Regions from separate parts of the Homo sapiens genome. Here regions 2 and 3 are each linked to region 1. The links are chromatin contacts, found by Hi-C or POLR2A ChIA-PET in ENCODE. All regions are on one chromosome and are shown on one strand. Each heading gives the region's core, a stretch centred on a gene start or an enhancer-like site at or near the end of the contact. The rest is flanking DNA. Distances are from core to core; before and after follow the strand shown.

What was found. Hi-C counts contacts between places; a loop is a spot of excess contacts on that map. ChIA-PET counts read pairs that join two places held with the same protein, here RNA polymerase II (POLR2A). Pooled maps may share reads with other maps.
Region 2: a map of CD8-positive, alpha-beta T cell shows a loop between it and region 1 (2.4-fold over the local background). The contact joins two enhancer-like sites. A Hi-C loop is called at or near these places in 6 of 168 maps with a recorded cell type or tissue (CD4-positive, alpha-beta memory T cell, CD8-positive, alpha-beta T cell, mammary epithelial cell and 2 more) and 11 of 50 pooled maps. POLR2A ChIA-PET finds 5 or more read pairs at or near these places in 5 of 52 experiments (GM12878, RWPE1, T-cell and 2 more).
Region 3: a loop to region 1 is called in a map of naive thymus-derived CD4-positive, alpha-beta T cell, with 2.3 times the contacts of the local background. The contact joins two enhancer-like sites. A Hi-C loop is called at or near these places in 4 of 168 maps with a recorded cell type or tissue (B cell, Calu3 and naive thymus-derived CD4-positive, alpha-beta T cell), 7 of 37 single-sample maps with no recorded cell type and 13 of 50 pooled maps. POLR2A ChIA-PET finds 5 or more read pairs at or near these places in 4 of 52 experiments (GM12878, T-cell, activated CD8-positive, alpha-beta T cell and 1 more).

What each region holds. Positions count from the first base shown.
Region 1 is chr5:87,339,266-87,342,342 of GRCh38, forward strand. It overlaps RASA1 (RAS p21 protein activator 1), which reads left to right. Exons shown (of 25, transcript NM_002890.3): 6 at 2,025-2,056. It also overlaps a transcript of CCNH not described here. Among named protein-coding and RNA genes, the nearest start is that of CCNH, 72 kb to the right of the region's middle. Within about 2 kb of position 1,571, at least 4 of the 41 ENCODE cell types and tissues checked have a DNase peak (open chromatin) inside an H3K27ac peak, as active enhancers do; they include CD8-positive, alpha-beta T cell, where a contact is called at or near this core.
Region 2 is chr5:87,281,073-87,284,149 of GRCh38, forward strand. The region is part of intron 1 of RASA1 (RAS p21 protein activator 1); the gene reads left to right. Among named protein-coding and RNA genes, the nearest start is that of RASA1, 15 kb to the left of the region's middle. Within about 2 kb of position 1,404, at least 3 of the 41 ENCODE cell types and tissues checked have a DNase peak (open chromatin) inside an H3K27ac peak, as active enhancers do; they include CD8-positive, alpha-beta T cell, where a contact is called at or near this core.
Region 3 is chr5:87,300,605-87,303,681 of GRCh38, forward strand. The region is part of intron 1 of RASA1 (RAS p21 protein activator 1); the gene reads left to right. All of the region lies in intron 1 of LOC124901022 (a long non-coding RNA gene), which reads left to right. Among named protein-coding and RNA genes, the nearest start is that of RASA1, 34 kb to the left of the region's middle. RefSeq lists an enhancer at 1-174. Within about 2 kb of position 1,612, at least 2 of the 41 ENCODE cell types and tissues checked have a DNase peak (open chromatin) inside an H3K27ac peak, as active enhancers do.

The DNA of each region.
Region 1 (3,077 bases), core at 321-2,820:
TTGAGGAAATGGTGTGATACAGTCCATACTCATAGTCATATAGTTATTTAGTGAAAGAGCTAGGATTAGGACTCCTAATTCCTAGATTAGTATTCTGTATTCTACAGTAAAAGAGATATTTACTCCATATAGGCAAACAGTATTCGTACTGAAGCATCTTACTATGATAGTTTTCCTATAAAATTTGTTAGTTACAACTTTTAGTTTGGGTTTCCCTCTCCTTGCTGTACCACCATCTTCTCCATCCTGATTACTTCAAGAAATTGCACTATAGTTGAACTTTTCTTGAGCTCTTGGAATTCTGGATCAAATTTAACAAGATAACCTTTAAAGAAAAGTGAAAATTACTCAATGTATACAGAAAAATAATAATAACAACCCAAACCAGAATAAGGAGACATGACCTCACATCAGTACAAGGGATCAAGGAAAAAGTTAGCAACTCAGTATGAGTGAATAATGTGATGTGGTTGCTAAAAATGAATATAGTAACATTATAAATTAATAGTGGAGTAATTCCACGTCATTTATAAACAATTTTCACTCCAATATGTAGAATAACTTTCATGATGGGCTTTATTAGAGGGTAGTGAATTCTTTGTAGATTGAAAAACCATTTGGACATTGTCTAGTCTGTGAAGATGTTTCGGGCATTCAGTTAGTGGTTAGATTTAAGGAATTTCTCCTTCTAAAATTCTAATTACAGTTCCCCAAACACATTTATACTTTCATGTATTAACTCTAGAATGTATGCTCTCTGAGGGGAGGGATTTTTGTCTCTGATTCACTGATGTATTACCATTGCCTAGAATAGTGTCTGGCATTAGTAGGCATTCAGAAAATGTTTGTTGAGTAAATGAATGTTTCTATGTTTATAGTTTTCCCTCTTCCTTGACATTCTTGCCCTGATAGATTGCCTTGTAAAATTTGATTCATCTTTATGAGCTCAGTTCATATGTCATCCCTGTTTCACAGAGGATTTATGCCTTTCTGGAGTCTCTTAGGCAAAATTGTTTCCTTCTGTATTTCCATAGCACCTTGCTAATTCTGCATTCTGTTACACTGTCTAAAATTAATAATTGTGTAAAACTCTTCTACAAGAGATTAACTCCTTTTGGGCAGTGACACAATGATAATGCTATTCATTTTTATAGTTTTTTTTTTTAAGCCTACTCCCTTGGATATAGTAACATTCAGTGAGTGTTTGATTTTAGTTTGATTAGGTATTTAATGAGTGAGGACCAAATTGTGAGAAGTAAATCCACATGTAGTTAGACCATTTTTCTCCATAATAGTGGAATGAGTAACACTATTGTATCTTAAATCAGAGGAATATAGAATAAAATAAAGTTCAAAACATAGTAAAAGGGGGATGTCTTTTATATTGAAAGTAGAAGTTGATGTTCACTTTTTACGGGCTCAGAATGTCTTACTGAAGAGGTAGCATTTGAGATAGTTCCTTCCCAGATTGGTTAGGTATTTATCTAACAAGTAGAAAGCAAAAAGTGGAAAGTACATTCTAAGAACAAAAAGTACAAGCTACAGTGGTGGGAGATTGGCAAATAGGAAGTTATGTGTGACCATGGTATAGGAACCAAAAAACAATTGGTAGTATGAGACAGGAAATGTAGACTTGAGTCCTGTGGTAAACGACTTCAGTTGCAGAATGAGAAATTTGTAGGCAGTAGAGAGGTGTTTTTTTTTTGTTTGGTTTTTCTTAATGTAGGGCACAGCTGCTGTTGAAACTGATGTATCCAGATTAGAGTGGTGGAGTAGGACATAATTATATTAGTTGGGCTGTTGTTTAAGAAAAGTCGATAAGAGGGCCTGAGTTAGGGTAATGGCAACAAGAAAAGATTAAGAGAGGTTTGGAAAGATATTTACTGAACAGAAACATCTTTTTTTATATAAACATAAATAAGGATAGTGTGGGGATATGTTTGCAGATACGATTTTCATGAATTTTAATAAAAATTGATTAATAGTTAATTATATAAAATACTGTCTTAATGTCTTCCCTTTAGGGCCGGGAAGAAGATCCACATGAAGGAAAAATGTGAGTTTGTGTTAATTATTAAAATGAAAAAAAAAATCTATATTGTAAATTTACTAATTGGAAAACTTTGGCCAAAAAAATTGTTTTTTAAGGTTTTGGACTGACTTAACTTTTAAATTTGGCTTAGGGAACTGATTTCTAAATATTTTCTTAAGGATCTAGTGATAAAGTCTTGTTTTTAAATAAAAGGTAGCTGATAACTAAATATAACTCTTTTTATCACCACACTGAAGACTTTGAATAAACACTACATTTATAACATTATGAATGTCACAATTTGGCACATTTTAAAATTATTCATAGTATTTCTTGGTTATTCATAGTATTTCTTGTTTTATAGCCACATCTTTTATCCCCCCAAAATAACGGTTCTTCACAATTTTAATAAGATTCAGCAAGGTCTTTTTTTTTCATAATCTTCAGACTGATTTTATGTATATGTAAGTTTTCTTTTGAAGATCTGAACCATTAATCCCAATTCTCTCTTACTCACATTTTAATAGACTATTCATCTCCTAATATCTTTTCAGTACAACATTTTTTCTTATCTTTCAGCATTTAGGGATGGAACTTGAGGCTTGCCTCAAGTGTTTGCTTTTTCTGTTTTCTAACCATTAGAATATAAAAACATTCAACTGACTACTCCATTTGCAGTCACCTTGTTTAATGCTTCACCCTTCTGTAAGTGGAATATGTAAGATATATTCTGAGTTCATTTTTATTGTTTCTTGTAGCTACAAAATAGATTCCATTAGTGAGACTGTACCCTGCTGTTTGTATTAGTTTGAAGTCTCCTCTCTACCTATATCAGGAGTTTCAAATTCTTTTTTGTTATTTTTTCTTTTTTTTTTTTTTTGAGACAGAGTCTTGCTCTGTTGCCCAGGCTGGAGTGCAATGGCACGATCTCTGCTCACTGCAACCCCTGCCTCCTGGATTCAAACGATTCTCTGCCTTAGTCTCCTGAGTAGCTGGGACCACCGGCGCACAACACCATGCTAGGCTGGTTATTGTACCTTTAGTA
Region 2 (3,077 bases), core at 154-2,653, 58 kb before region 1:
GCCTGCTTTCATTTTGGGTATATACCCAGGCATGGAATTGCTGAATCATATGGTAATTCTGTTTTTAATTTTTTAAGGAATCATCATACTGTTTTCCACAGTGACCACACCATTTTATAGTCCCAGCAGCAATGCACAAGGGTTAGAATTTCTCTGCATCCTTGCCAACACTTTTTTTTTTTTTTTTGAGACGGAGTTTCGCTCTTGTTGCCCAGGCTGAAGTGCAATGGCGTGATCTCGTCTCACTGCAATCTCGTCTCACTGCAATCTCGTCTTACTGCAATCTCCGCCTCCTGAGTTCAAGTGATTATCCTGCCTCAGCTTCCCGAGTGCCAACACTTTTTATTTTCTATTTTCTTAATAATAGCTATCCTAGTGGGTGTGAAGTAGTAACTGGTTTTGATTTGCATTTTCCTAAGATTAGTGCTGTTGAGCATCTTTTCATGTGCTTATTGGCCATTTATATATATATCTTTTTTTTGAAGAAATGTCTGTTGCCCATTTTTGTTTTTGTTTTTGTTTTTTTGAGACGGAGGCTTGTTCTGTTGCCCAGGCTGGAGTGCAGTGACACGATCTCGGCTCACTGCAACCTCCGCCTCCTGGGTTTAAGCGATCCTCCTGTTTCAACCTCCCAGCTAGCTGGGATTACAGGCGCATGCCACCACGCCCGGCAAATTTTTGTGTTTTTAGTAGAGATGGGGTTTCACCATGTTGGCCAGGATGGTCTTGAACTCCTGACCTCAAGTAATCCACCAGTCTCAGCCTCCCAAAGTGCTGGGATTACAGGTGTGAGCCACCGCCCCCAGCCTATTGCCTATTTTCGAGTTGAGTTTTTTTGTTTTCGTAGGAGTTCTTTATATGTTCTTGATATTAATCCCCCATCAGCTATATGATTAGCAAATATTTTTGCCCATTCCACAGGCTACTTTTTAGTTTTGTTGATAGTGTCTTTTGATGCATTTAATTTAATTTTGATGAATTCCAGCTTACTTGTTTTTTTCTTTTGTTGCCTATAAGTTTTATTTCAGTCATCAACTATGATTTGAAAACCTCTGGAGTAGAAGGATAGTCTGTTGTTTTTATCTACATTTCTGCTTTTCTTATTGTTTTTTCTTCTTTCTTGGTGTTTCAAGATTCCTTCTTTTATTGAAGAATTTCCTTATTCTTTAAAGGTATGTCTGCTAGTAACAATTTATTCGTTTTCCTTTTGCCTGTAAATGTCATTATTTCACCATTATTCCTGAAAGATAGTTTCACCACAAATAAGATTTATGGTTGACAATTCTTTTCTTTCAGAAGTTGAAAAATTTTGTGCCACTTTTCTTCTGTCCTTTGTGGTTTCAGATGATAAATCTCTTGCCACTTGAATTGGTGTTCCCCTATAAGGTAATGTGTCTTTTCTCTGTAATTGCTTTCAAAATCTTTATCTTTGTTTTCAGAAGTTTAGTGATATGTCAGGGTTTCTGTGGGTTTACCTGTTTGAGATTTGATCACTTCCTGGATCTGTAGGTTTATGTTTTTCTCCAAATACGGATGTTTTCAGCCATTATTTTTGAATACCCTTTCAATTCCATGCTCTTTTCTTTGGGACTCCAGTGATACGGAGTTAGATCTTACGTTACTGTCTTACAGATCCTCAAGACTTTTAACTTCTTTTTAGTCATTTTTCTTCCTGTTGTTCAGATGGGGTAAATTCTATTGATCTGTTGGTCCTCAAGTTCACAGATTCTGTCTTCTGTCATCTGCTATTGAGCCCATTAAGTTGAAAAAAATAATTTTTAAATTGACAAAAATTGTGTATGTGTGTTGTGTACAACAGATATTTTGATATATGTATACATTGTGGAATGACTAAACTGAGCTAATTAACCTGCGTTACCTTACGTACTCAGCATTTTTTTTGTGTGTGCTGAAAACACAATCGTAGCAATTTAAAGTATGCAGTAAATTATTATTATAAACTATGGACACCATGTTTGTACCATAGATCTCTTGAACTTATTCCTCTTAACTGAAATTTATCTCCTTTGATCAACATTTCCTCACCTATCTAGTAAGTTTTGTTTTTTTTTTGTGTTTTTTTTTTTTTTGGTTGTTATTGTAGCTTGTTTTATCATCATTTGGTTGGTTTTACAACCTTTTTCTTAGCTGAAATTTTCTATTTTTTAAATCTGTTTTAAAAGAATTTGTAATTGATTGTTGAAGTGTTTTTAATGATAGCTGATTGAAAATTAAAAACCTTTCCAACATCTAATACACATCAACATTAACATGTTTATTTTCTTTTTCTCATCCAAGTTGTGACTTTCTTGGTTCTTGGTATGATGGGTGAGTTTTGATTGTATGTTGGGCATTTTGGCTTCTAGATAATTTTTAAATAATCACTTTTCCCCTAAATATGATTAATATATGTTTACTATAGAAAATTTGGAGACTATTAGAAAATATGAAGAAAAACCAATCCTTACTTTTACTACCAAAGGTAATAATCACTGTTAAGTTTTTGTATATTATATATATCTAAAATACATCTGTATATATCCCTATCCCCCTAAATATAATTATAGCTAACATTTTCACATATGAGAACATTGAGATGTGGAGGGTTTTAGGTAACTTTCCCAAGTCACAGAGCCTACCAAGTGATACAAACCCAAGCTTTTGACCCCTAAGTCTATTTAACTACTATGCTACATTCCCACTTCTGTTTTTCTTCCTGGATGCTTCAGAAAAATTGTTTCAGTAGGAGAATGAAGTTCTTTGAGGAGGAATTAGGGTGTTATAGCCATCTTAAGGGACTTAATACAGTGTTTATTTTGGGTAGTTCAGTATTTATGGATATTCATGTACTTGCATGCATTCTGGAGGTTATCTCAGGCAATAGAGAAATGAGCTTTGATACTTCTGTGTATGCATTTATTTAGAGATATTTGTATCAACAAATACCTCCTTAAGGTTGAAGGCCTTTTCTTTTTGACAGATTTTTAAATCTTCTTTCAAGACAAATGCAGAAATATGAAACAACATATAACGAAACCCAATTTTTTTCTTATCAGTGTTACAATGAAATGATGTTA
Region 3 (3,077 bases), core at 362-2,861, 39 kb before region 1:
AATAAAGTTTTGGATGAAATCTTATGCAATTATTTATAAGGTAATATCTACAATTTAATTATTTTGTTGTAAGGATGTTAAAATGAGTTTTAGAATAATGCATACTATTAGAAGAGCTTTTTATATGAAAAGAAAATATTCAGATTTTTTGTTATTGAAAAAGTTTAAAAGATGATTATATGATTAAAATTTACATAGTTAACGAACAGAGAAAATGAAAAATGGTGACAAAATCCTGAGAGGTATAAAACTACATATGCCAAAGAGGCAGATGCATGAATTTCTGTCCTGTCTCTGACCTTAGTGGGCATGAGGCATTAGTCACGGAAAGGCAGAAAAGATGAGGCAGGGTTAGGTCCTGGCTGTGAGTCACCCATTGACTCAGCTGTTAGTACCAACCACTTAGTCTTAGGCTGCTGAATGGGACATAAGTGAATTTTCAAGTTACCACTGTTGTGGCCTCTACAAACATTTGGCAGTATTGGGGGGTTAAGGGAGATTAAGTCCAAGACAATATAACAGATGAGGGAGAGGGTAACAGCTGGACAACACATTGTTATAAAGTGTTTAGTGTAGATATAATTTTGACTGTCTAATGTTTTATTTATGTATATGTATAATTACATATAATATATATGCACATACTAATTTTAAAGCATGCTCCCTTTAGTGTTGAAATGAAAGTTTTAGTATAGAGTTTTTCTGTATTTAGAATTACTTTTTTTCCCTTGGGTATACTTTTTCTTGAAGTATAACACATATAAAGCATAGTATCTTCAGTGTTCAGCACAATGAATTTTAACAAGTGGGTGTACCTGTGTAATCCATACTTAAAGAACCCCAGAATATTATCAGCATCTTAGATGTCTTTTTGTGCCTACTTTCTGCCTAATACACACACCACCTCTTCCTGAAAAACAAAATTCTAACTTCTTGTATCCTAGATTATTTCTGACTTTTTGAGTTTTATATAATAAAATTGAATCACATACAGGTTGAGTTTCCCTTAATGCTTAGGACCAGAAGTGTTTCAGATTTCGTATTTTTGGGGGGCTTTATTTGCATTATACCAGTTGAGCATCCTTAATCTGAAATCCAGATATTCCAATGAGCATTTCCTTTGTGTGTCATGGTGGTCCTCAAAGTTTCAGATTTTGGAGCATTTTGGATTTCAATTTTCAGATTAGGGATACTCAACCTTTACTATCTATTCTTTTGTGTGTTACTTTGTTATGTTTATGAGATTTATTCATGTTGTTGCATGTGACACTATTTCACTCATCTCCATTGCTTGTGTTACATTGTGACTATACCAACAGTGTATTATCCTTTTCTACTAGTGATGGACATGACATTTAGGGTGTGTCTAGTTTGACTATTACAGATAGCATTGCTATGAATTTTCTGATAATGACTTTTAATGAACATGTATAGACATTTATGTTATACACCTAGGATTAGAATTGCTGGGTCATAGGATGTTCATATAATAAGCTTGGTAGGTATTGCTGAATAGTTTTGCAAAGTGTTTGTACCCATTTAAATTCTGAGTAGCAACATGTGAGAATTTCAGTTGCTCTACATTCTTGTGAACATTTAGTATTGTTTACCCTTTTCATTGTAGTGATGTAGGTGGGTTGGTGGTGTAATAGCTCTTGTGGTTTTAATTTTTATTTTCTTGATGTGATGACTAATGGAAGTGTGTATTTTTTCATATGTTCATTGGTCATTTCTATAACCTCTTTCATGAAGAGGTTATAGTTCAAGTCTTCAAGTCTTCTGTCCAGTTTTCTATTGGTTTTTCTTTTTTTGTATTTATTTCTGGTTATTCTCTGTCTTGGCTATGAGTCTTTTGATGAGTATATATCTTATAGAAATCTTCAATTTCGCACTGTTGTTTTTTTAACAGAAGTTAATTTTATCAGTTTTTTCTCTCTTTGTGGTCGAAGTGTAACACACATAAAGCATAGTATTCTATATACTATAGTATACTATACTGTATAGTATAGTATACTATACTAAAGCATAGTATTCTAAGTGTTCAACGCAATGAGTTTTAACAAGTGGATGTACCTGTGTAATCCATACTTAAAGAACCCCAGAATATTATCAGCATCCTAGATATCTTTTTGGGCCTGCTTTCTGCCTAATACGCACACCACCTCTTCCCGAATAAACAGAATTCTAACTTCTCACATCCCAGATTATTTCTGACTTTTTCAGCTTTATATAATAACATTGAATCATAAACAGGTTGAGGTTTTTGGAGTCATGTTTAAGAAATCTTTGCATGCTCGAAGGAGATGAACGTATTTGCCTGTGTTTTTTTCTAGATGCTTTATTGTCTTTTTCTTTTAGACGTACATATGGAATTGATTTTTGTGAATGGAGCAAGGAAGAGGTCAAGATTCATTTAAAAACAATGTCCATATCTAGTTGACCCATTTCCGTCAAGTAAAGAGCTCATATTTTTCATACATGTGTGAGTTTGTTACATCTCACTTCTGTCCCATTAGTCTACTTGTCTATCTTTACATTAATTCTCAATGTATAATAGCACGACTAATTGTTCTTCAGTAGGACCTGTCTCTTTTTCACTAGTGAAATTGATACTTTGTGACCTTTTTCATTTGTTCAGTCTTCTTCCAGTCTATCAATTTTGTTAATCTTTCCAAGAACTAATTTTTCATTTTTTTTCCTGAAGTCTTACGTTGTACCTTTGCTTTTGATTTCATTAATTGTGTCCTATTTTTTTTTTCTGTCTTTTCAGGTTTAACTTTTTGTCTTTTCTAATTTCTTGAGGTAGATACTTAAATAATTCTTCTCAGTCTTCTTTTTTAATATAAGCATTTAAGGTTACAGATTTCCCTTCAAGCATAACTTCAGCTACGTGTCACAAATTGTTATATGACCTGTCTGCATTTGATTTCTTCACTAGCATATTGTGAAGACATATTTCCACATAAATGTCAACTTTTACAGTTTTTCTAGGGGTTAGTAATTTTTTGATTTAGTTCCCTTGAGAGAACATACTCTGAATGAATTCAGTCATTTGAAATGAGGCTCGCTTTTTGATT